4 separate regions of the Mus musculus genome follow, and regions 1, 2 and 3 are each linked to region 4. Evidence: chromatin loops called from intact Hi-C (ENCODE). Cell type or tissue: heart. All regions are shown on one strand. Each heading gives the region's core, and the rest is flanking DNA. Links, peaks and the distances in the headings are about the cores only.

What was found. A loop is a pair of places that touch in the nucleus more often than their neighbours do. Peaks named below come from ENCODE experiments on the same cell type or tissue, not always from the same donor. Only the 100,000 strongest peaks of a DNase experiment are listed, where the experiment ranks them.
Region 1: it touches region 4 in a loop (3-fold over the local background); 5 of 42 quality-filtered maps call a loop at or near these places.
Region 2: a loop joins it to region 4, with 3.0 times the contacts of the local background. A loop is called at or near these places in 3 of 42 quality-filtered maps.
Region 3: a loop joins it to region 4, with 4 times the contacts of the local background. A loop is called at or near these places in 5 of 42 quality-filtered maps.

Annotation. Positions count from the first base shown.
Region 1 is chr6:36,604,264-36,612,564 of GRCm38, forward strand. No RefSeq gene overlaps it. Among named protein-coding and RNA genes, the nearest start is that of Mir490, 190 kb to the left of the region's middle. In heart, for the core only: no CTCF peak of the experiment used is centred there; no DNase peak of the experiment used is centred there; H3K27ac peaks cover 754 bases.
Region 2 is chr6:36,450,414-36,458,714 of GRCm38, forward strand. All of the region lies in intron 2 of Chrm2 (cholinergic receptor, muscarinic 2, cardiac), which reads left to right. Among named protein-coding and RNA genes, the nearest start is that of Mir490, 33 kb to the left of the region's middle. In heart, for the core only: no CTCF peak of the experiment used is centred there; DNase peaks (open chromatin) are centred at 1,248 and 4,848; H3K27ac peaks cover 2,313 bases.
Region 3 is chr6:36,899,399-36,907,699 of GRCm38, forward strand. All of the region lies in intron 28 of Dgki (diacylglycerol kinase, iota), which reads right to left. It overlaps Gm52857 (a long non-coding RNA gene), which reads left to right and starts at 4,135. Exons shown (of 3, transcript XR_003956276.1): 1 at 4,135-4,357. In heart, for the core only: a CTCF peak has its summit at 4,619 (motif pointing left); no DNase peak of the experiment used is centred there; H3K27ac peaks cover 910 bases.
Region 4 is chr6:36,379,838-36,388,138 of GRCm38, forward strand. It overlaps 9330158H04Rik (RIKEN cDNA 9330158H04 gene), which reads right to left. Exons shown (of 6, transcript NR_015589.1): 2 at 7,826-8,119; 3 at 3,141-3,231. Chrm2 (cholinergic receptor, muscarinic 2, cardiac) reads left to right here and starts at 8,247. Exons shown (of 3, transcript NM_203491.3): 1 at 8,247-8,301. In heart, for the core only: a CTCF peak has its summit at 4,468 (motif pointing left); no DNase peak of the experiment used is centred there; H3K4me3 peaks cover 400 bases; H3K27ac peaks cover 314 bases.

The sequences.
Region 1 (8,301 bases), core at 158-8,157, 220 kb after region 4:
AGATCACCCACCACAATTAGGTTACCATCATCCCAGAGATGCAGAACCTTGCTGTCTCTATAGATGCCTGAAAGTCCCTGAGTAGACCAGGCTACTTTCGAAGCATCAATCTTCTACTTATGTCTTCTAAGTGCTAGGACCAAAGGCATGAAGCATTTCTAGTTACATATACTTCTGTTTATCATTGCTATCAATTTTACTATGTGATTCTCCCATTAAGTAATAGGCAATAATTAACTATAATGGAATAAAAATAGTCAATTTTTTAAATAGTTGAGAGGGTTCTGTGAATATGATTCTCATAAGTAATGCTTCTGGAGCTGGTGGACTGCAGTTCAATCTTGGGTCAGACTAAGAGAAATGTTGCTTAAACTCAGTACAGGAAAGGATTGTTTCGCTACTGCATGAACTAACCAGTTGCCATCTGTAAACTGAATTCTAGGCAAATCAGGAACAACTTGTTTCTGGGAGGACAATAACTAGGCAGCAGAAGCTCCCAGAAGACATTCGGCATAGGGAGTAGACAGCACATGAGTCTGACGTTGGGTCACAGTAGGAATCTTGGGAAGTCTCTTCTGCTTGTTTTCAGAACTATGTAGTGGAAAAGGACGTATCTGTCCTTTGATGCTCCAAAGAGCAAGGACACAAAAAAAGAGCTTCATAGCAATATATGTAGGGTAAAGCACACCTCCTCACTCACAGTAGTGGTGGTGGTAGTGGGTATGTGCGAAGTTTCCCAGACTGGGTTTCCCAGCAGAGGCTCCATGGCCATCTGTTAGAGATATTGCCAAGAAAATTTCTACACCAGGTGGGAGAACCCAGGAATGGATCCCAGATTCCTTTCCAGAGGCAAACACTGTGTTTCTAATTGGGCCAAAGATGCATGGCTTCACTTCACCTGCTTCCAAAAGCCTGGATATAGCACTTTTGGGAGAAAAAAAATGAACTTTGTTCCATACCAAAAAAAATAATAATAAGAGAAAATGAAGGAGAGAGAAGAGAAGAGAAGAGAAGAGAAGAGAGGAGAGGAGAGGAGAGGAGAGGAGAGGAGAGGAGAGGAGAGGAGAGGAGAGGAGAGGGGAGGGGAGGGGAGGGTATAGGGAGGGGGAGGAACTGACTATAAGAAGAACAAGAGAAAGCAGAACAGGAAGATCAAAAGTAAAACCATTCTCTAGGTAATTGCTTAACTGATGGAATGTTCCTGGACTTCTCATACTTGAGATTTTGCTTTGTTTTCTCTTATTTCCTTTTTCTTTGTCTTTTTTCTATCGGAAGACATTGATCTTGAAATTCTCAGGCTTCCATAATTACAGACACAGGGGAAATCCCATGTAGATACATCACTTAACAAAACCATTATTTCTCTCTGTGTGAGGATTTTGGACAGGATTAATAGAAGAGTATGTTGACACACCTTGACTTTTTGCAGTTTAGTGGTTACCTGTATGTTAGTGTGTACCTTCTATTCTGGGCTTGTCTATGCCACTCCCAAAGGCTCGAATCTGGGTTTTCATGGTGCGACATATTGAGTTAAATACATTTCCAACCAGCTTTATAAACATATGTTTTCTCTTTTTAGTATGTAAAATTCTACAGATTTCCACACACATTTGATTCTGCCTAAATTGGGAGGAATTTTTCCTTCCTTTTGGCAAATTTCCTCAGTCACTGGGATTTGTACAGAAGTAATGCCAGACTTACTCAGTGTGGCAAACTTGTGTTTGTGCAACAAGCTTATCATCCACAATGAACACATGGCTTTTAGGCACAGAAATTAATCAGTGCTGGAGAGACGTCCTGGCATAGGCTCCAGGATGCCTGCTTGCATAAGCCTGCATTTGGGATCGATTATACAAAGCAGGAGCCAGAGCTACAGAACACAGAATCCCAAACACAGTTATCTCTTAGCCTCAAGCTTTTCATAAAGTGCCTAACCACTTGCAGGAAAATAGAAATATGAGTAGTTAAAATTTGGTTAGTAATGAAACTTCTTCATGGTCGTTATATAAGAATCAAAGGCAATATTATATGTGAAAATAAATAATATATACCCTTCCTTATTAAAAAATAAAAACCAACTTGAAGTGGTTTCTAGTGGAATCTAAATATAAGAGGGCAACTATAAATTCAAAGTAATAGAGTCCAAATAGTATGGATACCTAATGTGAATACTGTGATGTTTGTTGCTGGATTTTAATAAAATTATATACAATAATTATTTCAGTTGATTCATGAAAAATCACCAAATCAGTCCAAAAAATACATTATGTTTGTTTAAACTGCTCAAGAGTCACAATTAGCCCTTAGATGAGGGTGGTAGAGGCTCTTTTTCTGTGGATATCTCAAAATAGAGCAACTCCCTGTCATGTTGAATCGGAGAGCCTTCTCAATAACTTACTTTACAGTCTGACCATGTCACATTGGAGAGATGTAGTCTAAATAAATCCAAAACAATCATCAGGGAATCTCGTTGGCTGGACTTGAACACACTGAAATGTGCCAGGATAAATGAATTGGCTGTTGCCTACCAGTGAAGCACTTTGCAAATTGCAAAGCATTTTGTAAATAGAAGTGACAGTAAATTTTATCACTACCATGCCTTTTGAAGCCAGGTGGATATAAAGGAGGCTTAATAGAATCATAACTTCAAATAATAAATAATAATAATAAATAATAATAAATAACAAGCCTAAAGAAAATCTTATTTACCTTTTGTTTTTCTTTTGTTGGGAAACAAACATGTCCCCAAACATATATGTCTCTATGTCCACATCTAAACTAGGAGAAGAAGCATTAGCTTAGAAACAGCTTCTATAATAAGTTTGCCTATTACTGACAGCAGTCTATCACAATAACAAGAGACCACTGATTTATGCAGCAGAACCCAAATAGAAAAGAATGCAAATTGTTGAGCAAATTATCTATATAGTTTATTGTGACTATTTGTGGTCCTTTAGAAAGCACTAGCCATTAAAATCAAATCAATATCTCATTGCAAGAGCCCAGAAACCAGACCTCAGCCAATGCAGTACTTTTTTTTTTTTTTTTTTTTTTTTTTTTACAAAATCTTTCAAGGCTTTCCTTGAATTGAGTTTAACTCAAGATGTAGTTATTTAACTGGGGCATCTTCCTTCTGTGAAGATATCCATTTTATTACCATGTTTACTAAAAGCAGAGGAAAGGGTTTTGCTTTGGGGATTCTGTTTTCTTTTTAATTTAAAATGACTCCCTCAAAAATTAATAAAATGATCTTCATTGCTGCTGAGTAAGAGTAGAAAAAAAAATGTTTGCTCGTTAAACATTTTCTCTGGCTCTGCAATGGACCAGACCAAAAAAAATATCTCTGTCTTCAAGGAAAATAACAATGGGTCCAACAGAAAAACCATTCACTCCTATTCACTCAGCAAAGCACCACTCAAGTTGTTCCTTTGCACCAAGAGACTGTCACACAGGTAAACCCACAAAGCATCCCTCGTCATGTCTATCCATTAGATGAAAAAGGTGAATACAGTGACATTAGTAAACATCTGAAAGTCAGAGAGCTGGCTGCACTGCTAATGATAAGGGATCCTGACTCCTGAGCCCAAGCTTTAAATAATATCAAACTAGATGCTTAGAGCATCCTTGTAGAAGCTCATCAGTAGACAAAAGGTAGGATGTGAAAAAGTGTGTGAGTGTGTGTGTGTGTGAGTGTGTGTGTGTGTGTGTGTGTGTGTGTGTGAGAGAGAGAGAGAGAGAGAGAGAGAGAGAGAGAGAGAGCACATGAAAAGACTTTATGGAGATGATTTAAGCTGAGTCCCCATAGATCACGTGAGACTTGGTCTGCTGGAGGAACAGGGAGAATAAAATGGAGAAAATATTCCAGAGGAACAGACAGTGTATGTCTTCCTCATCTTTGGGCTAGACGTAAATTCGAAGTAAGATATAGAATTAAAAGATGATCGTGAGGAAAAGATCCCACTGTGCATTAAAAACCATGCACCACCAACAGGAATATTGGACACAAAACAAATTCCGTTCATGAGGACAAACAAGCCAGCGTTGGATTACACTGAGGGCTGGAGGTGTAAATCACAGTGAACTGTTGTTCTCTCCTATGATGCGGAATAGATGTCTCTGGATTCTCTGCAGAGTTTAAAGTGCCTTCAAGGACTTTCTCACCTCCACCAGCTTATCCTCCAGCTTTATTTAGTCATCTTATCCAGTGACACTTGAAATATTGTCCTAATTAAAGCACTGACACTTTAGGGGTACTGTGAAAATTCTCCTGGAAGCATGCCCTCTTGTCTTTCTCATCATGAAACCAGGAAAAGGGTTTAGAGACTCATCATGTTTTGAATCTTTTTCAAGCCTCTGGTAATTCACAGCGTCATCTTTCCCGTGGATGATTGTCAGATCCGAGGTGAGGGATCACAGCACAAGACACAAAGGTCAACTTTTGTGGCATTTTTATGCTTTTCAAAATTTCCATAAGAAGATAAACGCTGAAGGATCAGTGGTCTAAACAGCTTGGACACCCACTGCTGCCTCACAGGCGTGTGAAATGCCTCCGTCTGACTCATGATTAGAGATGTAAAATTGTCATCTTGCTCAGGATTAGAGCTTGACATTAAAAGTATTTATAACGCTTGTGAACAGAAACTGTGGGCTTGGCAAAGCTTCGCTGGAAAAACAGAATTCTTGAGAAGAAATTCCTGCAGGTTAAAAAGGGTTCTGGGCAAAATATCTAAATATGGAGGGAATAGTCTAACTACTGTGACATCTTCTAATTATTTACACATATTTTTAAGAGTGCCTTATCTATTTACAAAGGAAAATCATTCTATGTTTCTTCTCTTCCTGTCCTGCAGCATTGTAAAACTATTCCTACTTTTTCTCTAGCTGGTAATCCGGTTGTTATATTGATATATACTGTGAATTTTCTTAAGTGGTTTAGAGATATTTATGAAATGCTTATAGACAGGCTGCTAAGTTATGTATCTAACCCTGAGAGAAATATGGTTTCTGTAAAATTATAAATAATGATAACTCTGGAATCAAGCAAATACTGCTATAACCCCCCCCCCAAAAAAATATGCAGGTAATGCCGTGTTCTTATTTCATGACTGTGGGGAACCTGGGCGTGAAATAAGTTGCCCAGAAGCAGAGGGAAAACTTAGTCTCTGAATTGCTGCGTGGCTCTCATTTTCCACATGTGCAACAGATGAGATGCAGCACAACCTAGCAATTAATATAGGAATTTCCAGGATTTTTTTAATAAATAAAACATAGAGAAAGAGAATCCCCATCAAACCCTGGTGATTTTACAGATACGTTTGTATTCGTTGTGTTTCAGACGTAGGCTTTTACTTAAAGAAAGCTCAAATACTTTTAGAAAGAAACCCAGTTAAATTTCCCAAGTCATGAGCTGGGCAAGATATGTTTGCTGATGTGACCGCTGAATCAGTTTTCACAAAGGTTTTTCAACTCAGTATTTGTTGACTGATAATGGCAGCTGGTTTATTTTTCTCTTCCAGCAAAGGGATTTCATATGACCACATGAGGTCATTTCAAGAAAACAGCTCCTGCTTCTTAGCACTTCATTAAATAAAAACATGACTACTCATTTAGGAAAGATGAATTCAGAATCTTTAACTTGGACGAATTTAATTTCATAGAAGACTAATCAAATGTCCCTGCGTTTATTCCTCATTTTTGTTAAAAACCCTTCCAATGCACTCCATTGTTTAGGAGGCCAGCACTTGTATTCACTACACAGATCATCCCAAAAGAACCCAGTTATTGTCTGGGGCTTGTGTTATGTGGTGCAGGAAGAGGCAGAGTTTGGTTATGAGAGGGGTTACGTGAATCTTTTTCTCACTATGCATATCCTTCTCATGCTATGTCTTAACATAAATCACATTTATGCTCAATTGTGCATAGACATAAGATGGTCAATAAGGTATTTTCTCTAAAAGTTTTATTTGGGAAACAGCTTTACCTTATTGAATATGCACCTCCTAAACTAGTCCAAATCAGATGAGACTTCATCCTTTCAGACATAGAAAAATCAGGAATATGTTAAAATTAAAATGCCCTAGTTTTCTGGTAATTAAGGGAAGAGAAATTTATTTCTCTGTTCAGAGTAAGGCAAATTTTCAGCTTATCATAGGTAGAATTTCTAGGTTATTAGCAGATTTCTAACTGAATGGTTCATGTTATGATGTCAAAACTAGGAGCTAACCCCAAGACAATGCAAGGTTAAAAAATTTATTCTACTTGAAGTCTCCTGCAAGCAGTTAAAAAACAACAACAACAACAACAAAAATTTAAAACTAAAAGCACAGGAGTATTTTTATATAGCAAATAAGCAGATGATCACAATGAGAGGAATTTTGCAGTTATTTCTATGCTCATGAGGAAAGTCCATGTTGTGGGTTCAGACAGTTCCCAGAATATAACATGGAAGAGCTTATGGTCAGCCAGTTCTCAAAGCATACCATAAGACAATGGAAATAATTCATGACCTGTAAATCCCAAGGTTATAGAAGAAAAAAGTTTAAAAAAACCTTAACTTCAGCTTGGGACATGATTAGAGAAAAACACCATTGGGAACAATATAGAAATAAATCAAATTCTATCATTATGTTTTACTAGGATAAAAAGGAAAAAATGGAGTCAGCTTGCTCTTAGCAGGCCAGAGAGAGGTGTGTGTGCCATGTATATGCAGGAGAGGCCCAAGTTTCTAAAGAAATAGCCCAATACAAGAAGATCCCCAAGTCTCTGAACTATCTATAATGCTTGCTTGCCTCCCCAATACTCGGGAGGCTAGGCAAAAGGATTCCAAGTTGATATAATCTTTACTAAACAGTAAACCGAAGGTACTCTGAGATGCATGGCAAAATTTTCTTTTTTTTTTTAAATTTTTTTTAATTAGGTATTTTCCTCGTTTACATTTTCAATGCTATCCCAAAGGTCCCCCATATCCACCCCCCATCCCCTACCCACCCACTTCCCCTTTTTGGCCCTGGCGTTCCCCTGTACTGGGGCATCTACAGTTGGCAAGTCCAATGGGCCTCTCTTTGCAGTGATGGCAGACTAGGCCATCTTTTGATACATATGCAGCTAGAGACAAGAGCTCCGGGGTACTGGTTAGTTCATATTGTTGTTCCACCTATAGGGTTGCAGTTCCCTTTAGCTCCTTGGGTAATATCTCTAGCTCCTGCATTGGGGGCCGTGTGACCCATCCAATAGCTGACTGTGATCATCCACTTCTGTATTTGCTAGGCCCCGGCATAGTCTCACAAGAGAGAGCTATATCTGGGTCCTTTCAGCAAAATTTTGCTAGTGTGTGCAATGGTGTCAGCGTTTGGAAGCTGATTATGGGATGGATCCCTGCATATGGCAATCACTAGATGGTCCATATTTTTGTCACAGCTCCAAATTTTGTCTCTGTAACTCCTTCCATGGGTGTTTTGTTCCCATTTCTAGGAAGGGGTAAAGTGTTCACACTTTGGTCTTCCTTCTTCTTGAATTTCATGCGTTTAGCAAGTTGTATCTTATATCTTGGGTATCCTAAGTTTCTGGGCTAATATCCACTTATCAGTGAGTACATATTGTGTGAGTTCCTTTGTGATTGAGTTACCTCACTCAGGATGATGCCCTCCAGGTCCATCCATTTGCCAATCACAGCAGAATCCAGGTATGGGTTCTCCGTGCTAAAGTCTAAAATGTAATTCCCAGTGATGAATCAAGGAGTCATTTGCTTTAGTAACAAAGGTCTAAGGATGGGGTTTGGGTGGGGGTTCTTAATTCACTGTGCCTCATAAGAGAGTTCTAAAGAAGCAGCAGAAGGTTACAAATGGGAAGTTAACCAGAAAGACAGGAAAAAAAAATGTACTCTAAGAAAGCTGGAGTAAAAACAAGTCCTTTCCTCAAAATGCATGAATTCCATGTATGCCAGGAGTCCCAAGAGATGCTGGGGCTCACAGAGGGCAGTGGCTCAGGCTCAATGCTAAGATTCAGAGGGAGGGGTGAGATGTATGACAGACCCCACAGGCCTCACAGCGGGAGAACTTACAGTCTTCCATGGTCCTGTGTCTACTGGATGCCACCCAGTGTCTATCACCAGCTGCCCACATACACTGAGTGGCACTTCACAAGTCACAGTGCAGACACTGTTTTCTTGAGAGGGACCAATCATCTTAGTGAATATCTTTATCCTCAACTGAGAACACTGTCCGTGTTTGTGTCTCCTCTGAGTCTTCTCAACTCCAGAACCCATCTCGGTGAAGGAGGGAAAGTCTTGAACACCAATGTGCA
Region 2 (8,301 bases), core at 94-8,093, 70 kb after region 4:
AGAGCAAGCCTCCCAGGAAGATAAATCAACATAGCATAACAAGACACAATAAGACCAGGTACAAACCTTCATATCCAGGATGGGTAAGGCAAACCAATAGGATGGAAAGGGTCTCAAGAACAGACAAATGTTTCAGAGATACCCCTACTCCCTCTGTTAGGAGTTCCAGAAATACCCCCAAGCTAAACAACCACAGCATATATGCAGAGGACCTTGCTCAGACCCACACAATCTCCTTGATTTCTACTTAGTCTCTGTGAGCCCCTGTGAGCTCTGCTCAGTTGATTCTTTGTGCAGTGTTCTCCTGGTCTTCTCAACCCTACTGGCTCCTACAATGCTTCCTCCCCCTGTTCCCCTGGGCTCCCCAAGCTCTGCCTGTTTAGTCATGGATCTCTGCATCTGTTCCCATTAGGTGCTGGAGGAGCCTCTCCACTGATGACTTGGCCAGGCACCGTCTATGAGTAGAGCAGAATATCATTAGGACTCGTTTCATTGGTCTGCTGATTTGCTTTGCTGTCGTTTGTGTTCTTCCCAGTACTAAACTCAACTTCAAGTAGATCAGGGACCTTGACATAAACCATGATTCTCTCAATCAGATAAAGAACATAGGTCCATGTTTCAACTTATGTGAATAGGAAAGGATATTCTGAAGAACACCCTAGTAGTGCTATCAGTAAGCTCAACAAAATTTCAGTTGTCAAAAGGTCATTATTTGCTAAATTATCAAATGTTAACAATAAACTAGAAATGAATATAAAACTGATAAAAATGAATATAAATACTTATAAAACTGTGAGGGATGTTAATGGCAACATAAATATGCTTTTACTTATCAGGTTTCGCTCAAAGTTAGACTGTTTTAAAGACAATTTCTCCATTAGTTGCACTTTACATGTAATACAATTCTAACTAAAATCTCTTTCCAGAAAAAAAAAATGACACCAAGCCATGACTTGGGAGACAAAAAACAAAACAAAACAAAACAATACAAAACAAAACAAAACAAAAACAAAACAAAACAAAACAAAGACAGACAGAACAAGGATTAGGATACATAGATTATGATTTATTGGGGACTTATCTACACACATATATCTTGTATGCAGCAAGATGGGAGTGTACTCATGTTTTTGGTCAGAAAGAGAGAAGCAGGGCTTGCTTGTATAATGCTGTGGATAAAAGTGATTTTGCCCTGGCAAGAAAGTACCAGGCTTATCTTAAACTTGTGCCAATGGTATTCTGCACATTCCTGGGGACTGTTGGTGTCAGCACCAGGTCATTAATCTCCACACACTACTCCAGTGATTTTACTTATTTATAGTATGCTAGGAAGTTATGCAGGGAACTTGCCCAGGATCATTCAGGGCAGTCAATCATTAGACTTTAAAATGATTCTTGCCAGGTCAGGATGGATCCTTATGATCTCTACTGGGAGTTTTCATGGAGCTCCAAGCAAATTCTAACATTTTGTATAAGACTAACAGGCCACAAAACCTAGAACTTTCTTCTAGAAATTAAGACAATTAAAAAGTTTTAACAAGTGAGGCCTTATTATTTTATTCAGGGGCAAATTGATGAAAATTCAGAATTTAGAAACACTTCGGTGCTTAGACTGAAAGCTATTGCCTTATAAACAGTGAGAAGTGTGGATTATGGGAGAAGTTGAATAACATAAGGTCTAGAGAAGGCACTAGAATTGACGTGAGCCAATTCAGGAGATTTAATGATGACTTAAATTTGAACTGCATTTTGTTAATTAGTAGGAATTAATGGCAATCTACTGGTGAAGCTTAAAGAAGGATAAAGAGAACACTTTCAATTACTGATACTGAAATATGCAGATGGTTTCTGAGCTCTGGATTCTCCTCTCAGGAAGCAGGTTGAAGCTGTTTCAGATTGCACCTTGCTGTCTGCATGCTAAGAAAACCCTGCTCTGCACTGTTTGCCTTGGGGACCTCATTCTGCAATTCTATTCAGTTTTGTTTAGGGCAGGGAGTTGCCTTCAAACCTATATACCTCTATTATTACTTTTATTAAAAAGGAAATGTTTAGACTTCACATAACTGCTTCTCTGCTCTGGGACTATAAAAACTCCACGTCAATTATTAAGCTCCTCAGCCCACTTTCTGTTTCAGCTCCCTGGAAAACCAATTCTTACTGAAAAGGAAGGTAAACTGAGGCCTCAATCAGAGCCTCCATGATCTCCCTTCAGTGACATTTACAGTAAGGATCCATATACAGAGCTTCTTCCAATTGTCACTGCTGTTTCTATCTTTGAGAAAGTGGTACTTGCTTTAAGAGCATATGATTGCCTGGCAGTGGTGGTGCAGGCCTTTAATCCCAGCACTTGGGAGACAGAGGTAGGCAGATTTCTGAGTTTGAGGCCAGCCCAGCCTACAGAATGAGTTCCAGGAAAGCCAGGGCTATACAGAAAAATCCCCTTTGAAGAAAAAAATAGAGAGCATATGGTCTTTAATATGGTCTTTCACAAAGACAACTCATGTGGAACAAAACATGAAACTTACGTTTCATAGATACGTTTGTGATTAGGTGAGTTATAGATTTTCCATTTAGCCACATCATACATGACTGACTGATATTCCCTAATATATGAAGAGAAGTATTTTTCCAATATTGTGTATTCTCCTACCAAGTAAGTAGTTAGCTACAAATACTATTGGAGGGTCAAAATAGTGTTCTTTGCCTTTTAAACACTTCAGATTAAAATAAGTATCTCTTCATGTTGAGATGAGGAGAGCAAAAGGATTGTTATGGAATGTCTCCGAGTCTCTGCATCTTCATGCTCAGAAAGTTACATCACAATGTAATTAACATTGTTTTGTAGCTGAATTTAATGGGTGCCTAATAACCACCTACTTACTAGACTACTAGTTGGCTTTAGAAATTACTTAGCATTAATGATAATTCAAGCTACCAAGTAGGTAGGAACAAATTATTATGATAGGGCACGATAAATTACACAGAAATCACTTTGGGCTGTCCTTTCTGTGAGTGTGGTGGGTGGCTCTTTATGACTGAGTTCTATAAAAGAGAAGGGACTGGGGTGGGGTGAGACTCAAGTAATACAGATCATGAGTAAAAGCATAATTTTCATCCTGTGCTTTCACTATTGCTTTTGTTTTCATTTCTATTTTTTCTCTGGAGTGGCTACAAATATTTTGGCACTACCTAGGAGTAAGAAGCTTAAGAAAATGAATTATAGTTTTTCAACATTTTAGTATAGGTTATAAGGGTATGGATAACATCTAGCCCTCCTCCTTTGCTTGTTTTACCTACAAGTCCTTGAATTCAGAGTGTCTGTTTGTAGCTGCAGACTTTGGGCTGCTGTTCTCCTATAATCAGCTCTATTTCAAATAGATCAAGGTCACACATGCCTTCAAGTCTCAAGATAAATCATTTCTATCAACCTCTCAACATGAATAGAGCTTCTTATAAGCACAGTGATTTAAACCAGGAGTGCATTGTGCACTTTTGCATCCTGAATACTAATGTACTTGGCATCTTAGTTACTTTTCTATCATTTGATAAGAGACCATGGACATACAAACTTATAGAAGAAAGTTTATTTGGGGATTACAGTTTCAGAGAGTTAGCATCCTTGCCAACATGGCATGGGGGTGGAGCATGGTAGAAGGTATGAGGGCAGGTATAGTGCCAGAGCAGTTGCTAAGAGGTTACATGTTGAGACATAACCAGGAGGGAGGGAGGGGGGCAAGAAGGTGAGAGGGACAGAGAGGGAGGGGGGAAGAGGGGAAGAGGGAAAGAGGGGCAGAAGGGGAGAGGAGGAGAGAGGGAGAGAGGGCTCACAGTGGGAATGGCTCAAGAGCAAAGCCCTCCTCCAGTGACATACCTTTTCCAAAAAGACCATGCATCCTAATCCTCTGCAAATAGTTCTACCAACTGTGGTCTAAGCATTTTAATAGGCAAGCTTGTAGGGCCATCCTCATTCAATCAGCACACCTGTGTCTTCCCATCTCTAGATCTGATGAGAGCTTTTGTCTGAAAAGCTTTGATACTTTCCCTTTCTTTCCTTTTTGCTGATTCATGCTGGGGTAAAGAAGATGACCATAGCTTTCAGCAGCTTCATGAAATTTGGTAATGTGGTGACATATACAGAGTTAGGGGAATTCCAACTCCTACAGCACCTTTCTCTCTTTGATCTTATGTGTGATCAAAATTGAATATAAGAGTTAATTTGATCTCTAAGGATTATAATATGCAGACTCTTTTTTATCAGTTTTTGTTTTTGAAATATCAACATTGCATATTGCAAGAGCACATAGGTTTACAGTGCAGATATTAGAGTAAATTTGTCATTTGGCTGTCCGTGTTATTTAATAAGCTAAAAATAGAGGAGGCGGGGACCATGATTACATTGGAATTCAGCTCCCAGAAACAGTGTGAAGAGTATGAATTTATATTATGTCGTTGTCAAAAAACAACAACAACAACAAAACCCCCAAAAAACAAAAAACAAGAAAACCCAACTGCTTGCCACATCAATTGGTGTTAAACACAGCATCTGGTTCAGTATAATTAGGTTTTCAAGGAAGTTGATGAGAAAGCAAGCCTCATGCACTTATCCAAATGGAGAGGTGTAAAGAGTTTTCTTGTGACTGACATAAATATATGCAATAAGCTTGAAAAATTGACAATCAGATCTTGAAAGATTTTCATGCTTTGGACATCAAGCATGATGGCTAATTTCACCTAGGAAGGGAGTGTGGGGCTGGAATCTCCTCTTGTCTCACAACCCATGTGACATGACTTGCTCATAATCTGAGTGTCCTGAGAATTTGTCCCAGATATAAACCAGACTTGAGATGGCTGGCTTCCAACAGAAGTGCACCAAAGCTGTCTCTAGACCTAGCAGAGCTGTGAATGCCACTGTATCCTTGGGCTTCATGGATATCAAAGCATGGGGGGGGGGGGCAGTTCTGGAGTTTGGAATGGGAAGGCTAAGTAGAAAGGGAAGAGATGCTCTACCACTCTCCTTTTTTTCAGGCTCTAAACATTCTCTGATTCCAGTCTAGACCTAGCCATTGCATAAAAAGCACTGATGATGTAGTCACCATTTAAACTGTTCCTATTCTATCAAGATAATTAGAGTTGATCACTTTCTAACTTTTACTTAGGAAAATGTCTCCTTTTCCAATTGCATTTAGAAGTCCTTTGCTAATTTCGGTCCCACTTGGCCATCACAGCCACCAAACAGCTTGTCCCCATGAGACACAATACTGACAGAAACTGTCAGTGGGGTCCCCTTAGAAGGCAAGGCAAATCTGTTGACGCGTTTCCTCTAAGAGTGGTTTAGCTTGGCTACAGAAAGAAAGATATAAAAGAATTTTATATCGTCTTTTATGAAGTCATGCAAGTGCAGAGTCGTTTAACTTGCAGTTTCCTTCTCATTCTTATTGGACTTAATGATAGTAACACAGTCTTGAGTTAAGCAAATCTGGATCAAATTCTAGATACCATGAGTTCTTTAAATTAGGTGACTGGGGGAGTGAAAAACCTCCAGTTTCACTAACCCTGTGTTTACTCAAGCAATAAGCTGTGGATGGCAAATGAAGGAAGGATACACACAAAGGCTTATCATGTCAGCATCCTGTGCAGATGTTATTGAGTTTCTTCTCTCAACCAGGATTAGGAGGTGGAAATAGCAAGAGAATAATTTTAGTTCAATAATTTGACTCCAAGAAAACTAATTAAAATAAGAATAGCAGATCTTACTATCTGTTTTCCAAGCAAAGAAAAACAGAGCTTAATGGAAATTAAATAATTAAGAAAGGCTATACCACTGGTGCACTGGGAGGAATAAAACCCAAATTTTAGACTGTTTTAAATGATCAGGGGACCAGTGAAATGGCTTAATTGGTAAACCATTTGGTGTCCGAGCCTGGAGTTCCATTTCTACATAAAGGTAAAAGGCTTTTGTTTTGTTGTTTTCTTTTTTGTTTTTGCTTTCTGTTTTTGTTTGTTTGTTTGTTTGTTTGTTTGTTTCTGGACTCCACAGAATTGTTTTCTGACTTCCACATGTGTACTGTCACACGCACACACACACAGACACACAAACACCAAATATATTAAATAAAAATTAAATAATTAGATGAGATTTCACAAGAGAAAGACTGATTGTGATAAAACTTAAATAATGTCAAGTATAATGGAACTTATATGAACAAATTTACAGCCAGTTTAAAAATTATCTCAAAGTAAATATGGATAGTATATCAGTGCTGGTCTTGGGTGCATTACTTACTGTGATTTATTTCAAGCTTGGTTTGATGACTCAAATAAAATCAACAAAATAAGAAGAAGAACTTATAGATAATAATAGCTAGGTAGGTAAGACTGTAGGATTAGACATGTAGATAACAGCAGTGGGTTTAAATGATAAACAAAATATAACTAGGCAACATTTAAATTAATAAGTACAGTATGGTACACGGTTTGAAAAAACAATAAACAAATAGAAACAAGAAAAGAAACTTTATATTGCAGACACGAACGTTTGTAGTCTGTTGCATTGACCTTGCCTGCTGGGGACCATGGGCCAGATCTTCCTCTACTGGTGCCCTGAGCTAGTAAGGAGGCCTAGGGTGAAGGCTGAAGTACATTCCCTAAGCTGTGATGGAGACCCAGTGTTAAAGCTGTTGGGGACCAGGCTTGGACCAGGCTGAAGCTCATAACTGGCCAAAGTGCTCAGAACAAGTGATGTGGCAAGCTGAGTCCTAAATAGGACAATTGCATCACTTCCTGCAAAACTTAAGGGACATGACAAAAGAGGAAGTAGAAAGACTGTAAGAGGAGGAGGATGGAAGGATGTGAAGCAAAACTATGACTTCTGGATATGACACAGTGGCTGTGCACTCATGAACTCACTATAGCTGAAGACCAGTGCTGCTACCCAAGACCAGTATAAATCAGTGTTCTACCACGGGTGAAGGAGGGGCCCATGAGGTCCCTGAAGTGCTATTGCAATTAAAGGTCAGGGTGGGAGCACCAGGTTCCTCAGTGCTATAACCACTGATAAGTTATGGTCCACATATGTTTGTTCACGAAATGCCAGTTAAACCTGATGGGCTGCGTACTTTTGACATGAAAGTAGAAGAGAGACTTGTTGAGAAGGAGAGAGGCAGGAAGGAGGGAAAGACGTGGAGAGATTAAAAAACTAAAACTCATAACATAATTAATTTTTAAAAATTGCAGTTAAAAAACTAAAACTCCTTAAACTGATGTAAAGAACTATTAAACAGTAAAAAAAATTAAAAAAATTGAAGGTTATATCAAAGTTATTTATATTTAAAGCAGAATAAGTGCATCAAAGGTGTAATTCTGATGGTGATGATGATAGTGATGAGGGTGGTGATGATGATGATGTAAAGGCAGATACTCCATCACATGTATTGCCCTGTCTGTGGCAAATTGTTCCCACAAAAGAAGTCTTACCTAATGGTCACTATAGAATTAGATGGCCTGGTTAATTAGGGTCTTTGTAATTGCCTTCTCATTGTGTGAATTGGGGGAAATTATCTCCACCCCCTCATATTATTATGTTTATCAAAGTGGAGCTAGCAGTGTATGGGTTACAGAGTTATTATGAGGTGTAGAGTCCTATCTAGACGCTCACAATGCAGCCTGGTCCAAAGCGAGTTAGCCTCCACAGTTATCATACGGTCATCACTGTTTGTATTACTCTCCATAAACTGTGGAAAACACAGCCAAGCTATTTCCAGAGGAGGCAGATGCCTTAAGCAACAATGCACAGCTGTTTATAGGACACACATGGAGTGTTACCTCATTCGATAGTGTCTGTGCTTCCTCCATTCAAGAGCTCTGGGCCTTAGGTACTATGGCTTTGATGTCTCCTGTGAACATCCTGAATGAGAGAGAACCAGCTGTCTGACAGACTTCTGCTTGTTTTTTCTCTTTTCTTTTTTCATTAGATATTTTCTTTATTTACATTACAAATGTTATCCCCTTTCCTGGTTTCCCCTCCAAAAACCCCCTATCTGATCCCTCTCCCCCTGATCACCAATCCACCCACTCCCACTTCCTGGCCCTGGCATCCCCCTACACTGGGGCATAGAGCCTTCACAGGTCCAAGGGCCTCTCCTCCAATTAATGACCGACAAGGCCATCCTCTGCTACACATGCAGCTGGAGCCATGAGTCTCTCCATGTGTACTCTTTGGTTGGTGGTTTAGTCCCTGGGAACTCTGCAGGTACTGGTTGGTTTATATTGTTGTTCCTCCTATGGGGCTGCAAATCCCTTCAG
Region 3 (8,301 bases), core at 142-8,141, 520 kb after region 4:
TTATCTTAAAATTAATATAGAACCACAAACAGGAAACCAAGGCAATCATGAACAAAGGAACAAAGCTGGAGGCATCACACTACCTGAATCTAAAGTAAACTACTCTTTCCAGACATGGCTGCATACACAAAGCTGGAACAATTGCTATACCAACAGACATAACATGGAAAGGGAAAAATTTCATGCTGTCCCACCCCAAAACAAATACAGGCAGCTAACGACTGCTTAGAAAAGGAGGATTAGCCTCTCCCGTAGTCCGGTAATTGGTTATCTAACACAAAGAGAGCAGTCCTGAAACTATATACACACAAATAACAAAAATGAACTTAGCAAGTTGTATTTATATAATTGTACATACATACATACATACATACATACATACATACATACATACACACATATAATAACAATTACAAAATATAAAAAAGAAGCTGTCAATTTGACATGGAGGGAGGTAACCTGGGAGGTACTAGAGGGAAGAAAGAGAAAGGGTTAAGTCATATAATTCTACTTTAACTAAAATGTATAAAAGTTTAGAAAGACAAAGTACATTACAAAGATACGGTAAGCAAAATAACATACGATCTCTATAAAAACAGATGCACAAACCCAGAAATGGAACAGAATAAGAATAAAGAAGGCTCAATGCCCCAGTGAAGGGAAATGTCAGGACAGGGAAGCGGGAGTGGATGGATTGGTGAGTAGGGAGATGGGGGATGGGATAGGGGGTTTTCAGAGGGGAAACCCGGAAAGTGGATAACATTTGAAATGTAAATAAAGAAAATAGATAATAACAAAGTAAAGACTCATAGATTTGACTATGGCTTATTTGACACAAAGCCTCCAAGAACAGCCAGTGAGAAATGAGAGTTTTTTAAGTGACCCTGAGAAAACTAAAAATCTGCATGTAAAAGAATAAAGTTAGAATTTACTTACATACAAGAGTCAACTCCATATTCCATAACTGTGAAACTAGTACATGTTTAATTGAAAATGCATTTAAAAACAACTCTAATTGATTAAAGACATAAATGTAAGGCCCCTAACCCACAAAAAAATTAATAAAAATTATCACTTGTTCTAAAATGGAACCTTAAAAGCAATAGACACAAAAGCAAAATCAGACAAGACTATTACATCAAAAAAGTTCTGCACACCAAAGGAAACGATCAACCAAATGAAGAGGTAACATTCGGAATGTGAGCAAGTATTTGCAGACTGTTATCTGATAAGGTTCAAAACTTGCAATGTGCAGTGAAAAATAATATAAAAAGAAGAGAATCACCCAAGTGAGAGATGATAATTGGCATTTCTCAAAAGACACGGATGACTAAAAGAAAACAGGAAAAATGCTCTGAATCACCACTCATGAAGGAATGGAAGCTGAGAAACACATGCTCTTACTCCTGTTAAGAGCAGCCACTGTCATCAAAACGTGCAAAGGTAAGGATGATGGGAAAGATGCAGGCAAAGAGCGCACATCAGTAGAGGCTGCTGGGAAGTTTGCAGAAATCCCAGGTGAAGAACATGGTCCACAATTATTTAAACTACAAAGGGTGAGTGACCACGGGGTGCACAGCCCCTGAAGTACAACTGGGATGCAACTGAAGGCTCAGGGACACTGCAGAAGAGGACCTAGAAAGGCTGCAAGGACCATAGGACTAGAACAATTTCTTCTGGATAGAGATTTCTAGACATGTTGGAAAAGCTCCAGAGAAACATCCACTGTTTTAGGTAGAAGATCATGCCATTAACTAGCACGTTTTTTTGAAAGTTTACCTTATATATCAACTAATACAGACACAAAGATTTCAAAACAAAAGATGTTTGAATTCTTAAATCAAAATTTCAAAATGAGCAAATCTGTGTTGAAGGTTGTAGGTAATATCTCTAGACTTCTGATGGACTACGTTCATTCTCTGAAATAGAGGTTTTCCACAGAACCATGTGAATATACAAAACTGTCTAACTACAGGTTTTTGTAATGTATCGCTGTACTAGATCATTCTATATGAATAGGATTGTGAGGGAATAAGACCTAAGACATCCACTGACCATTGGATACTTTATAGGACAGAACTGTATCTAGATTCTTCACTCCTAAAGCACAAGATCAAAGACCATTCTTAAACTGCCACCCATACACAAATTTCCATTCAAAACCTCCTATCTTTCATGTAGGTCAAGTCACAAGGCCTAAGAACACTGAAAACTACATGCCTAATTTCCTATGAGCAAAGTGACAAGATATGATAGCAAAATGGGTTAGTCAAGGCTTATGCCTTAGAGTGTTAATTCTTATCCCACTTCACTGCTTTACCTCGGTGACCTTGGAGCTAAAGTAATAGATGCCATGACTATTCTAGTCTTTATAACCTCGTATGATGCTTTGCAACAGGTCTTGGAGATATGTATTTGTGGTAGTTCTCATTCGTTGCTCTAAACTTTTAAGGTTTATAGATTTATATATTTTGAATGTTAGTCTCTTTGATATGTTTTTGAAGCCTCAAAACAATGTTTTATTGTTTTATAGTGAATGCAGTTCATAGCATTCACTTAAAAGCACCTATAATTTCTCTTCTTTGTCCTTCCTCGGGCTATATGCATCATTTCCTCCCTGAGAAACTGGTTGTCAACACAAGATAGAGTGGATGAATACTAGGAGCCTACCCCACACTTAAAAAAAAAGAACTATCTACAAAATGATGCTTGTCCCCCTTCTCAGCATCACCATCATATGTACTTAATATTTATAAATGACCACGTGGTGGGAGACCATCAGAAGGATGGGGTTACCACATTGAGATGAGCTTAAAATGAACATTCAAGATGGGTATGAAAGCCAAGTCTGAGATGCAGAGTAGAAATTATCTTCTGAAAATACTCAGAAGGGAGGTATTTTTCTAAGAGGGACTGTAGATGGGGTAGGAGAACTCTTAGATAGTTACATCAGACACACAGGCTTGCCCAGTACGACAAAATCATAACAGGAAACAAAGCAGCGTCTCTTGATGCGCTGGATCCTGTTTTGCCTCTGCACACTGCTCAGCACACTATGAATAGTCTTAGCAGTAAGCTACATGAGAGGGACTAAGCAGTGTGTACAGCACACATGCCCGAGCACCAAAGGCAACTGCATGCATGCTGTACACTCTGCTTAGTTCCAGTAGCTAACATAGCACTTTCCATAAGACTAAGGGATTACACACCCTACTCAGCACACGCCCTTAATCCCAGCACTCGGGAGGCAGAGTGGAGGGCAGCCTGGTCTATGAGTTTCAGGATAGCCTATCTATTAGAAGCTTCTTACCAACTCTCCATGTTCTTGCCCAATCCACCTTTCCCTCTCTTTCTCCCTCCTCCCCTCCCCTCGTTCCTTTCTTTCTTTTCCTGGTCACAGTCCTGAGATCTTCCTAGGCTCCCCTCATCTTTACCTCTCACTCTTTGGTAAAACACAATCTTTTTGCAATGAAGCACACCACATAGGTACACTCTGTTGCTATGGTGAATTTTTGGAAATATCTGGGCCTGGAGTATTCTGCTTGGCTATGAGACACCTAAGGGGTCTCAAATGGAAAACAATTTCTCATGGGACACTCCTTCCAGGCACATTTTCAGGGTCCTGTTTACTACTAAAGAAATGCCATCTTTGGGTTCCCACTGTTCCACTGTTAAAGGCTGCTGCTGCAGACTTAGCAGCTCCCAGTGCCTGCTGATGGGCACAGATTTCCACTTACATCAAGGAAACCCAGGTGTGCCTTAATGCACTTTGAAAGTGAACTGTAGATTCTTATTTCTAGGCAAGGGCTTTTCTCACTTAAACTTCCACCAAAGGTCTGTGTGTCTATCCCTAGAGGACTCCATTCCATGAAGTCTCATGGAGGACTTGTTGAGAAACACTGAGCCAGCCAATAGGTCCAAGGTACAACTTTGTTACCGTTACTGGGGCCCCAGAGCATCTATAATTAAGGACAAGAGGACCAAAAGTCCTTTGCTTGAGACTCTCCATCAGCTACACAAACCCGCCTTTGTTTGCTTTTGTTCCTTCTCGTTATGCTCATTTCTCTAAGACAATGAACAAAGCACAGATGTCAAAGAGCTCAGGCGAGAAAGAGACAGAGAGAGAGAGAGCAAGGATGAAAGCTACAGCAGCCACACAAAGTAGCATTGAGAGGAGAGAGACAAACACACTCTATTCATGTCCCCTTCAGGGACAGCCAGAGGGCCTCAAAGGTAACATTCACTCCCAACACAGGGAAAGGGCAGAGAGTGGGGGAGGAGCGCAGAGATGGGCATCGTCGATGAGGTGACAGTCCCAAAATGCACATCACAAACACGGGTGAGCTCTTCATTTGAGGTGAGTATCTATCCACTCAATTACCACTCCATCTTCAAAATTCTCCACGCAAGTACAGCCACGGATGACCCGTGTGAAAGCTGTGTTCGAAATATACTGTCATTTTTAAAAAATAGATTCTTGCATTTACATCTATTAATCCTTTTTAAAAGCAATTTCATCATTAGCTTGTACAATTTGCTTTTCCAGCCTGAAAACTCTTCCTAGTCAGTTTCTGGAGGCCCCTAAACACCCTTTGAATTGAAATGTTACTGCCACCTACCGTTCCTTTCCAGGAATGTAACCAAAATGAGAAAGGAGTTTCTTCCAAGCGAAAAGGGCCAGGGGGCCTTGACACAGGAGAGTAATAGATAAAGGAGGTAGAGTCAGGTTTACCTATTTATTCAGCATGGAGATCTGACTGTCACACTGCGTGTAAGCATTTGAAATCTGTGAGCAATCAGCCTTTGCAAAAGCATTTGTCAGCATGCGTCTGAAAAAGGAAACATGGAACAGGAAAGATACAACCAAAGGAGACACACACAGAGGGAGTCAGGGGTATAGCCTTTAGAAACCAGACTCATGCTTTAGCAGCACTTGGGAAGCCCTGACTCACAGCTCAGTCTGGGACACAAATCTGTTTGCATTTTGGGAATATGTGGTTTATTTTAATTTAACATGCTATTACATTTATTTGTGTTGATGAGGGATACTAAAGGCAAGCAGAGGAACCACAATAATGACAACGGGCCAGAAAAGTGCCCGCGGCTCTCTCTGAGAACAACGGAGAGTTTGCATAGCGCTGGTAAGGACTCAGACTGGTGCATCGATGAGAGATGCTTAGAACACTTCCAGACATTTACTAGGAACTTGATGTGGGACTGAGGCTAACCATCCGCGGAGAGCAAGGAAGGAAGGCCAGGCTGGGGCCCACATTCCCTTCTGCTTCCTGAATATCAGTTGCCACGTCCAGTAATGTGGTAGGAATCCTGTGGAACGGGCTCCCCAGGATTCAGCTCTGAGAAGAATAAACTGGCTCCTTCAGTGCTGGGTTCTGCTCCTATTCAGAAAGGGAGAAATGATGTTTTGGGCCCCAGTGAAAGTGTGCCCACTCTTCTGATAGCTCCAGAATGTTCTAAAGGGCTATTAATAATCATGACTAAAGAACTTGCCCCTTTAGCAGAGAGGCGGTATCAGTTGGTGGAACTAGTATCCCTTGTATGGATGGTCACTTGTTTTAGCTTTGGACACCATCCTCCCTACCCTGGATCTCTACTGCACTTATAAAACTGATGAGAGCCAAAGCCATCCTGTAACTGGATTAAAGAGGGCTGACTGTACAAAATCCCACGGCACAGAACACCTGGTACTGGCACAGGGATGTTCCCAGGGGAGACAAGACGGGCTGTGCACAGAGCCTCCCTGTTCTTGGGAACACTTTTGTTTGAATTGGCCCAACAGCACTCCAGCTTCTGCATACAGGAAGAGATGGAGATACAGCTATGTAGTTTTAAATGATACCGAAGCAGCTCCATCGCAAAAAAAATCTCTAACATTTTGCCAGCTTCTCACAATGCCTGGAGGCAAACTGTTGTGGAAGGCAAAGCTATCCTCTTGGCTCTGGTTTTATTATTTTTTTTTAAATTTATTTGAGATTTCTATTTTTATGTTCATGAGTGTTTGCCTGCAGGCATATTTGTGCATCACATACATGCAGTGCCCACTGAGGCCAGAAGACTTTGGGTTCCCTGGGACAAGACTTACAGAAGGCTGTGAGCCACCATGTGGGTGATGGGAGTGGAAACCAGGCCTCAAGAAAGGCAGCTTGTGGTCATAAACACAGAGCCACCATTCCTCTGGGTTTTATTTTTTGTTGTTGTTTGTTTGTTTGTTTGTTTGTGGGGGGTTGAGACAGGGTTTCTCTGTATAGCCCTGGCTGTCCTGGAACTCACTTTGTAGACCAGGCTGGCCTTGAACCCAGAAATCCGCCTGCCTCTGCCTCCCAATTGCTGGGATTAAAGGCATGCACCACCACTGCCCAGCTCTGTGGTTTTGGTTTTTTTTTTTTTTTTTTTTTTTTTAAATAACATTCATACGAGTCCCTTGCAGTCCCTGTCCACTGTTTCCAGCCTACTTGGCAAGCCAAGAAGCAGCAAGTTTTCTGCACATAAGGATTCCACACTTAGATCCACTTATGAATGTCTAGAGTCTGTATATGCAGGCTCTAGATATTAGGATTCCTGTGTGTCCAGTCATCTCCTTCTCCACTCAAAGAACACTTAAATGTCTTCAAGGAGTAATTAAGAAAACCCCAAATACCCAGGCAAGTAGTATGGAAAGCACATCTCATGGTGTAGGCTGCATGACATAAACATTTCTGGCTACCCCTGCTTACCACGGAGCTCACCTCAGTGGCTTATCTAACTCCCCATAAACCATTATCAGGACTGCCTACCTTTGAACTTGTGAAATAGCCACAACCCATCTAAGGGATAGGGATATATTTTTATTATTTCACGACATACTTTCTCTAGGTCAAATTGTTTTGTACTGAAGCTTGCAACATAAAGATGGATTGCACAGCTCGATGAACACACTCAGCATTTCACCTATCATTCTGTTGCAGTGTGATTAGGGTTCGATTCACCACAGCAACACATCAGATATCTTAAATCTTCTTGCTTCAGCCTCCTGAGTAGCAGCCTTCCTGCAGGCCTGTGCTACCAAGCCAAGAATGCCTTTTCTCTAATATCCAGCATCCACTCATTCAACCCTTGAGCTTCAATATGTGCTGCTATTCCAAATATAGCCCAATATGTTGCAGGGACAAAATAAGCAATGCACAAGTTACTCAATGAGGGATCGCATATGACTTAAAGAAGACTCCAGTTGCTTTTTATGCATTCTGTCCACTGTTGCCCAGGTATGAGTAGGAAAGACTGCCAACTATTTCAAATGGAAAGAAAGAAAGAAAAAAAAAAAGAACCACTTAACAGTAATGTTTCCAGTGCTGTAATTTTTGGCAAAATTTGGAACCAATAAAACTGGAATGGCAGAATTTCCTGGCAACGCCTTTGATACAATGTGTGTTTTAATATTGGCGCACATTTTCCCTAGACCTTTTTCCCCTTGCAACGCCAGTCAAAACAAGACCTGTGTAACCAAGATCCTACGATGGCTATTCTCCTAGGAGGATTTGAAAGCATGACTCAATTTCCCCAATGTCTCTATTTTTTTTTTTTTTTGAGAAGTGGTCATAAAAAAAAAGTGAGAATATCTTATTAGATGCTTTTTACACCTAGAGGGACAGGATAGCTTGTGTGTTTGGCTCTCAAACATAAGCACTTGAGGACAACAGGGAGATAAACAAGACCAAAGGGAGATGTGCCTTTCCTGAATGTTTTCCAGCTGGGGTGATTACCCCAGGTGATCAGACTTAGGCCAGGCAAAGGTGAGCAGGTAGGGGACCCAACTATCTCCCCAAAACACATGTCAGGGATGCTGTCTGTTCTGAGGACCCTGACTCCATCTCACAGCCCAGCAAAACCCACACCCTGCTAAGAAGATTAATTTTCTCCTGCTTATCTGACTATGATGCTCAAAGGATATTTCAACAGTCCAAATCCTCACCCAGTCATCTGTCTCCCTCTGGAAACCTGGAGCTTTGACAAGAAGCACAATCCCTACCTTCCCTAGGCTCCGGTAATAACCTAATGTTTTGAGAGGAAACTGGGGAAAGAAAGCAGATGAGAACCAGAGGGGCGTGAAGCTATTTCTCGTACAGCCAAGAACATGTGATTACATTTTTAGAAATGGGGGAGGATTTGGGGTTGTTGTCTTGATATCATGACTCTAAATTGTAAACGATATGGAAAGGGGCAAATATTTTATTTAAAGTATGATGAGTTTGGGCTGTCCCTAAATGGTCTCTTAGTTACAGATCTCTTTTAAAAATATTCAGTCAA
Region 4 (8,301 bases), core at 179-8,178:
TGGGCACACCGGTTTAGGGTATTAGATTCTGACCCTTATCCTCAGTGACTATCCTGCCAAACATTTCAATTCTCTCCTCTACCCTGTCACAACACACCCTGACTATTTTGAGTGCATTCTTTTCCTCTGTGCCATCAGGTTTCTAAAGAAGTTGCAGTGCCACTACCCAGGGGAGAAGGTGAGCAAAGTGAAGGGTACAGGCACATTTTCACAGCTATTCTGTTTTCGGTACCTACTTTCCCTAAGAGCTACATGCAGTGGGCTTCTGGGATGCATTTGAGCAGATTAGAAATTGAATTTAGTAGGAGAGCCATGCTGAGTTTTTAGTGCAGGAAGCTTAGTGCAGGAGTGCAAAACAGGCATGGCTCCTTTCTTTCCCAGACCTGCTATATACTTTGAGGTTAATATAGAGGATGTTTCTCGGGGTTGTTTTATAGGTCATGAGCAACAGCTCCATTGGGGCATCTAATATTCCTTAGTAGGTGTTCTTTCCATGATTTCTTCCCAAACATACTATATATTTTCATCTATCTATCTATCTATCTATCTATCTATCTATCTATCTATCCATCTATCTCTCTATTGGTATTTCTTTATCTATCTATCTATTGATATTTCTTTACCTATCTCTGTCTTTTTGTGTACATGTCTCTTCTATTCTCTTTCCAGCTGATGAAGTGATATAGCAATGGTTTAAATTCATTTTTATTTTATTGTTTACCCTTTAATTCAATGATTTTCTTTTAATTCATAAGTTACATTTACTTTACATAGCTCCAGCTTATAACCAACTATCAATTATAAATTCTACAAGAAATAAAGAATAATGTAAGAAAAAATTTTTGACTCTCACATTTTGAACAGAGCCAAGCCTAAGTAGTCATAGTTTAAAAAAAAAAAAGTAGCAGCATAAGATTTTTCTTTAAAAAAAATTTTTTGTGTGAATTATCTAGGGCCAGAGAAGTGGCTCTGCAGCTAAGGGCATGTGCTGCCTTTTAGAAGATCTGGATTCAGTTCCCAGCACCCACAAGATAACACTCTGTAACTGTAACTCCAGTTCCTGAAGATCTGATGACCTCTTCTGGTCTCAGGGGCCACTGCATGTACATATTGCACAGATATACATGTAGGCAAAACACCAATATACATAAAGTAAATAAATATTTGAAGAGTTTAAAGAATTTATCTTAACATATATAGAATTTTGTAGACACAAATGTAACAAGTACCAATTCTAGCCTAGCACAAATTTTAGAACTCTTCCATGACAAGCATCATGTTTTCTAGAGGGATTTTTAAAAATATCTCCTATAACTGTCAAGTTGTAAGTGACTAACTACACCACATAGAGTTGGATCTCAATAAATGAACATAGACAAAACTGGCTTGTCTAATGGAGAAAGAGTCTATTGTGCTTACAGCCTGGGTATAGTGACCACACCCCAAATTAGACACGATTAGGGCCAAGAAATCATCCAGTAATAATTCAAGAAGGGATAATATGTCAATCAACAACAACTATAGCATCAGAACTTATGGTGGATATCGCCTGGTGATGATACAATACCTCCTAGAACCAAAACTCTAATTGGGCATTAGTGAACGCTTATTCTCTCTTAAGGATTGGAAAAAAACTTTCAAATTAAGAGATGGGAATGAAAAACTGGTTTCCTGCTATGAATATGTAGATTATGGTGTCTTATGTTATGCAGTTTTAGTATTGGTTAGGTTTTAGACATGGTTCCAGTTGTTAAAAATGGATAGTTCCCACTGTTGATGTTTTTAGGACCCAGGGACAAGATATTGTTGAAGTACTTTCTGTGACAAGTCAGGGTTGTCCTCTGCTTCAGAGTAAGAATTTTATTCTTATTCACTGATGGTTGGTTAAGAATAAAGGGTACCTAGAATCCATGGTTTACACAAGACTGTTGAGTCCATAAAAGTAAAAAAAAAGGGAATGAGACAGTATTTACTGGCATGACTTGAGATACAGCACTCATTTTCTGCCTAAATAGAATGTCCTTGATCCCAACCACATAGTTCTTGATAGTCTCAGAATATATATTATTTTGATTTAGGCAGTAGATAATACCCAAAATTACAGTTTAGCCCTAAAAGCAAGCTTACTTCTTACACCTGACTAGCGTTCCTTCCTCTCTGACGTTGTCCAGCAGACACTGATACCGATGTGATGGCATAGGATCATCCAGCACCACTGTTCTCAGAATCTGAACTGCTGACCTACCACTCTCACCTTCAGTTACTAGTCCTTCTCCCCTTCATTCTATCACACATGACTGTTAGTCAACTCTGGGACAAAATGCATAGAAACCTTATAAAATATTCTCAAGCATAGTGAAGGTGTAAATCATAGTTAAAGATCAACTTCTAGCTTTGCAGTTCATTCTGTGAACATAGACTCCAGTTCTTAGTTACTTTGCCCATATCCCCATGGCCGTTATATAATTAGAACAATCTATAACAGCAATACCAAGTGTCTTTTTCTTGAGAAATTACAGAAGTGTTCTTGTGCAAGAAACATTCATTGCTATATAAACAGTCAGCTTATTACTTCTAAAACACAAAAGTTTTAAAAGTTAGTAAGCAAGAATCATATAGAGGAGACCAGAAATGTAACTAAAGCATAGTGCCTTGGGTAGAGAGTGCAAACGTGTCTTTCCTGTCATGGACTTCTTCACTAAGTCACTGGAAATGAGACCACAGTACCTAGTGACTGGCGTTTTACTTCTCCTTTCTGACTGCTATAAATCAAGGGCATAAGATTTTCCTTCATCGCCACTGACAATGTCTCTAACTTCAGCTACTTCACTGGTCACTAATTTAAATATTCAAACAACTTTCAACATCCATAAAGTCATACTTGTTTCAAGGGTCCATACCATATATACAGTATTTGCCAACAAGACATCAGCCCTAGAATCAGCTTCCTAAACTACAAGTAGCACAGCATCTTTCAGAAACCTCGATGTATAGCATCAAACATTTTATCTATGGTTCCTAAGTAGAAATAGTTTTTCCTCTCTCTTCAGTTGGATCTAAAAACTCTTAGTGGTTTCACATCATTGATAGGTAAAAAATATTGAACGTTATTTAATATTTTGTTGAATTAGTACCAATACCTTAAATCCAGTTCATGGCAAGCTCCTGGAAAACACTTTCCCTGGAGAATCCATCTGACAGTCTCAGGCCAGCTCATTGCACTTCATAGCACTGTCGAAGCAAAACAGCAATGGCAGCTTGTTTATGTAAAATTGTTCAATCAAAAATATTTTCCAGCAAGCCATAGACACAGTGTATCCCATAACTGTCATCAATAACACAAGAAAGAGTACATTGTGTCTGCTATAGAGTTCTCAGAGTAGGAGTTGGGTAGTAATCGTTGAAGACATTCAATGATTACCAATACATGTTTATTCAGCATCCTTTTAAAATTAACTCTCTTTCGAAGGTAATGTTTGTCAATGCAGGAAGATCTTGCAGTCATAGAGCACACATATTGTTCCTAGAACTACGCTACATCATTCCCTTCTCTGGGGATTTGTAAAGTTCTGCCCTTGAGACCTCTTCTAAATGAGGTCCTTAATCCATGGATCCAGTCACCTTGTGGATTAAATGAGCAAGAAAGAACAGGTTCCGCTTGTATCTTCTTGGCACAGTGAATCTGGGCAGGCTTTAGTGCTTGCTTCGTTAGGCGCTCTACAAGGAGAGAGTGTTTCTAAGGTGAAAAGACCTGCATGTGGTAATATTACTGATCATACATGATCGAGTCTTACTTTTGAAAAATGTTCTTTTCTGCATGAGCGCTATCTCAGTCACTTTGAAATAGAGGGTAAGTCAAGTTTAGCAAGGAGCCTTTGGGGTGCTGCTGTGCTCCCGAAACATGCTTTTTATCATGGCTTCTCTCTCCAACTTTCCTGTGATGTGATGACCCATAGCTAGCTTAAGAAACTTGTCTGTTACATGATCTGAGAAAATATATGAACTCCCATGAGTAAGGGCTTGGTTTGTTGGAAATTCTACAGAAAGCAGGTTTCCCTATGGACTAAGTTGGTGTTAAGTATTCCTGGAAGACTCTTCTGTAAAAGAAAATAAAATCAGAGTCACTGATTCAAATCATCAGGGAGTCCTGTTCATAATGGAGGAACGGGACTCTTTCCTTTGAACTCGCTAGAATCTTAGCTCCACCAGAAATTCCAGCATCCCACTTAGACTTCAGGAAGAGAAATTTAAATTGTTTGTCAACCTCATAGAAGCAGGAGGAGTGGGGATGGGATAGAGAGTTTCCGGAGGGGAAACCGGGAAAGAGAATAATATTTGAAATGTAAATAAAGAAAATATCCAGTAAGAAAAAGAAAATTGTTTGTGGAAAAGATACACTTGAAATGGACACATTTGGGACTCCTCAGCCCCTGTCCCTGTGTGGGTCTTCAGCTCTGCCTCCTGGTGGGAGGAATGAATACAGACTAAATGCTCCTCTGAGCAACCCAGCATCCCACCTGTCTGTTTCCCTCTGTGTACTCAACACTGGTTTATCAGCGGCTGCTTAACATTTTGCACCATGAGGCCCCTCCCCCACCACCATTTCTTCCTTCTTAATATTCCCCATTTAGAACAGACCTCTGTATTTTAAATATCTCAGACTCAGCAGCAGTAAATGCTTTTTAGGCTTTGGATAACACTATCAAGGCTAAGACAGGATGAGTTTAAAACATCTGTGATGCCAAACTTCCAGGAAAAGGGGGGACAAGTAACAGAGCATTGTTTGTCATTCTGTCACTAAACACTGTCACTCAGAATCAGTCCCATTTGTGTATGAAAACTTCTGCTGCAGGGTATGCAAAAGAAAGGCTTAGGATTTTTCTATGACAAAAGGACATCATCTTTTCTAGCTGAAGAATAGAAGCTTTTAAATTACCCTCTGGGAGTGTTTGTAGGGAAAATAAATAACTCTAAGAAGAATGGCATGCCTATTGTGGGGCTGTTATTGAGATTTTTAAAACAACAGAATTACTGAAAAGCCCATTCCAAGTGACTGTCACTGGAAGACCCACTTTGAACCCATGAATGTTATATTCCAAACTGAATCACAGAAAAATAAAAGTTCCATAGGTGTACATATGAGGTATCAAGCTGCTTCCCCCTACCCCGAGCTCCTAAGCCTCGTGCTTGCCTCTCTGTACCACTTGGAACAGTTTTATGGGTGGGAGACTGAGGGCAATAAGATCTACTCTAGTTCATTTTCCTTCCATAAGCCAAGACTTCCCCTGTATTTTTTTTCAGGTCCTTAAAAATAGAAAAAGTGGGAGGGGGCAAATGTATGGCTGCCAGACCTGGTGGGAAACCACCAGAGTTCAACTCACCCTAAATCCACTTACAATGAGAGAGTAGTGATCCGTACATATAACTACTGAAACCTCCTTCCTCTTGCACTGAAATCAACATGGTGCAGTAAAATGCGTGCCACGTCTCCAGGACTGAGAGCCAACCAGATCCCTTCTTCTTTGATTACTGGTGACCTTGTTTCTAGTCTTGCTAAAAAGTGAACTTTGCAGAAGACTCAAAGTCATGCCCTGGGGGCATTGGCTCTCCTCATCACATGCCTAAAACTAGCATTATAAGGAGGTAGGTAATGAAGTTTGGCTTCACAAGTGGAAATTACTAATTTATTAGAGTGCTTTGAGGTGGAAAATAGTCATGCAGATAAAGGGAAACCCACAGATGCATTCTACAAAGTCTTTAAAAAGCACTTTTGAAAATGTTCCACACCAAGAGTTACTAATAAATGCAAACACTATATTCCTGGGGTGAAGGAACACTCTTTTATCTCAGAAAGTGAACTTGTTTAAGAGATGAAAATAAAATGCTCAGAAAACTCACGACCATTTCCTGTACAGAAAGAAACTAGAAAGGGGAAAGACTGAGGCTCCCTGGAGTCAGTGTGATGATGGACTATGTTTAACATGCATCTCGCATCCCTCTGGTGGGTAGCGTCCTTCGTGTTTTGCCTGCAATGCTCCCTGGTAAACACTTTCAAAGAGGTCACAGGCATGAATGACCCAGGAATCTGAATCCTTAAATCTGAGCTGACAACCTGCAGCCATAGCTAAATTGCCATGTGCCCAAAACAAACAAACAAACAAACAAACAAACAAACAAATAAATCTGCTGAGAACTTTGCAGCAATTGACTCTACTGTTCTATCTAACAAATCTAAAACATATCCATTTTATAGACTAAAAAGTTGACATTCAGAGTAGTTAAATAATTTCTTCACTTCACCGACAGTGAGTGGCCAAGATACAACAAGCCTTCATGATAAAAGATAAAGTTGTTCTGGGTAATGACGTAAGAAAGTGGGCACTTTTGAGGCTTGCTTGCTGAGAGTGTCACTTCTGTTTCTAGCTCCTAGGAAAATCCTGATGGTTGTGAGCCTTTGCTGGCTATTTACTTACTTCCCAGTTTAAAATAGGTAGCTCCTTTTAGGAAGAACAGAGTCATAATGGGAAGCAAAAACAGAACCAGAGTCCAGGTTACTAAATGCTTGGGTTTTCTTTGTTGCTTGTCAGGAGCTTCTTCTTCTTTTTGTTGTTGTTCAGTTTCAGTGTGTGTGTGTGTGTGTGTGTGTGTGTGTGTGTGTGTGTGTGTGTGAGTGTGTGTGCACAACCATGCAAGCATGCACAAGTGCATTCACAAAAACCTCAGGCATGTTATGACAATGTGAATTTCTGAAGGCGTCTTAGAGATAGGAGCAGATAGAATGTTTGTGAACTTACGTTCTGTAGTACCCAACAGAGAAGGGGGGAAAATGAAAATAAGAATCAGCTGCTTACTGACTGAAACCTAGTTCTGGGGTAGATTGAGGGCGATAATGTTCAGAACTGCCTTTCTCAAACAAGACTAAAATGCCTGCGTGGGACTCAGAGGGCAACGACATACCCTTACCATCCTTTACACCAGGATGGCTTTTATCCAGCAAAATTGAATCTGTGTCAGTCCTACTTAGGCATAGCTGTAGGATTTTCATTCACCAATGAATTTATATTAGTGTATAATTTATAGTGTTGATGGTCAGCCTCTCTACAAGAGCTTCATGTGGGTATTTATTCTCAAAGATGAGAAACTCAGAAAGAAAAGGAACCGTGGTTTCATTATTCTGTGTGCTCTTTAACACCCAGCCAAGGACAGGGCAACACGAACTGAGCTGAATTCCATTGAGCATAATAAATAGCAATTTCTCTGTCTCTGCGATCAAAAAAGAGATAGGTCCTGTTCTTTGTTACTTAGTTTAAGGTTCCAATGACTCCTTCTTTAATTCTATTTGGCAATGAAAGCCTCATTCGGTAGCACATATTTATGTCATCAGATACAATATACATCATCAAGAGCAATTGTCCTCAACGACACCTTAGAATAATCACATTATGATATTATCAAATAAGTTCCATACTTTCAAACAATGGGTATAAATCTGGGAAAGAATTTCTCATTAAAATAAATGAAGGCAAAAATTAGTCCATGCTCTGAACACAGGAAGTTCACATCTTTTATTTTCCTCGATAGACAGCAAAATCCCACCTCACCAACACCTCACTAGTACACTCTCTTAACTACTACTCCCCATTAACTGATGGAACACACAGGCATCGACCTGTTTGGGAAGAAAGAAAAAAAAACAGCAAAGACAGATAAATATCTGTTTCTTTCTAATACATTAGTTAGCATCAAAGAAAGAAATAAACAATCTGAACAATTCTCCATGACTATATATTTAGTACAAAGTACATTTATTCTAACATTTCCCCACCTGGAAACACGGGGCATAAGTATCTTCTGCAATCAACAAGCCTTCTTCCCAATGTGCCCTGTCACCTTTGTAGCAACCTGGCACCTGCTGACATGGGACCTAGGGGTGGTGGTGGTGGTGATTGCAAAGGTTGTGGTGTAGAAATTGCAGACCGAGAACTGGGCTCCGGGGTCGGACATGGAGAGATGCAGAAAAGAGCTGAGAGAGAAAGCTGTCATATTTGCACCGAAGAACCGCCAAATCAGAGCGCAGAGAAGATTTCATTGGCGGAGCCCCCTTCAACGGCAACTAATCCTGTCAGAACGAAAGAAAATTGTAAATGCTCTCTCCAGAAACTGTCCGCCCATTGCAGCTAATCGAACACAAACGCACAAATAGAGGCACCACTCTCGCTCTGCTGCTACACACAGCGGGTGAGGGCGAGGAGACCAGTTCCCGGGAGCAGGCACGCGGGGGCACAGACACACTCATTCGCA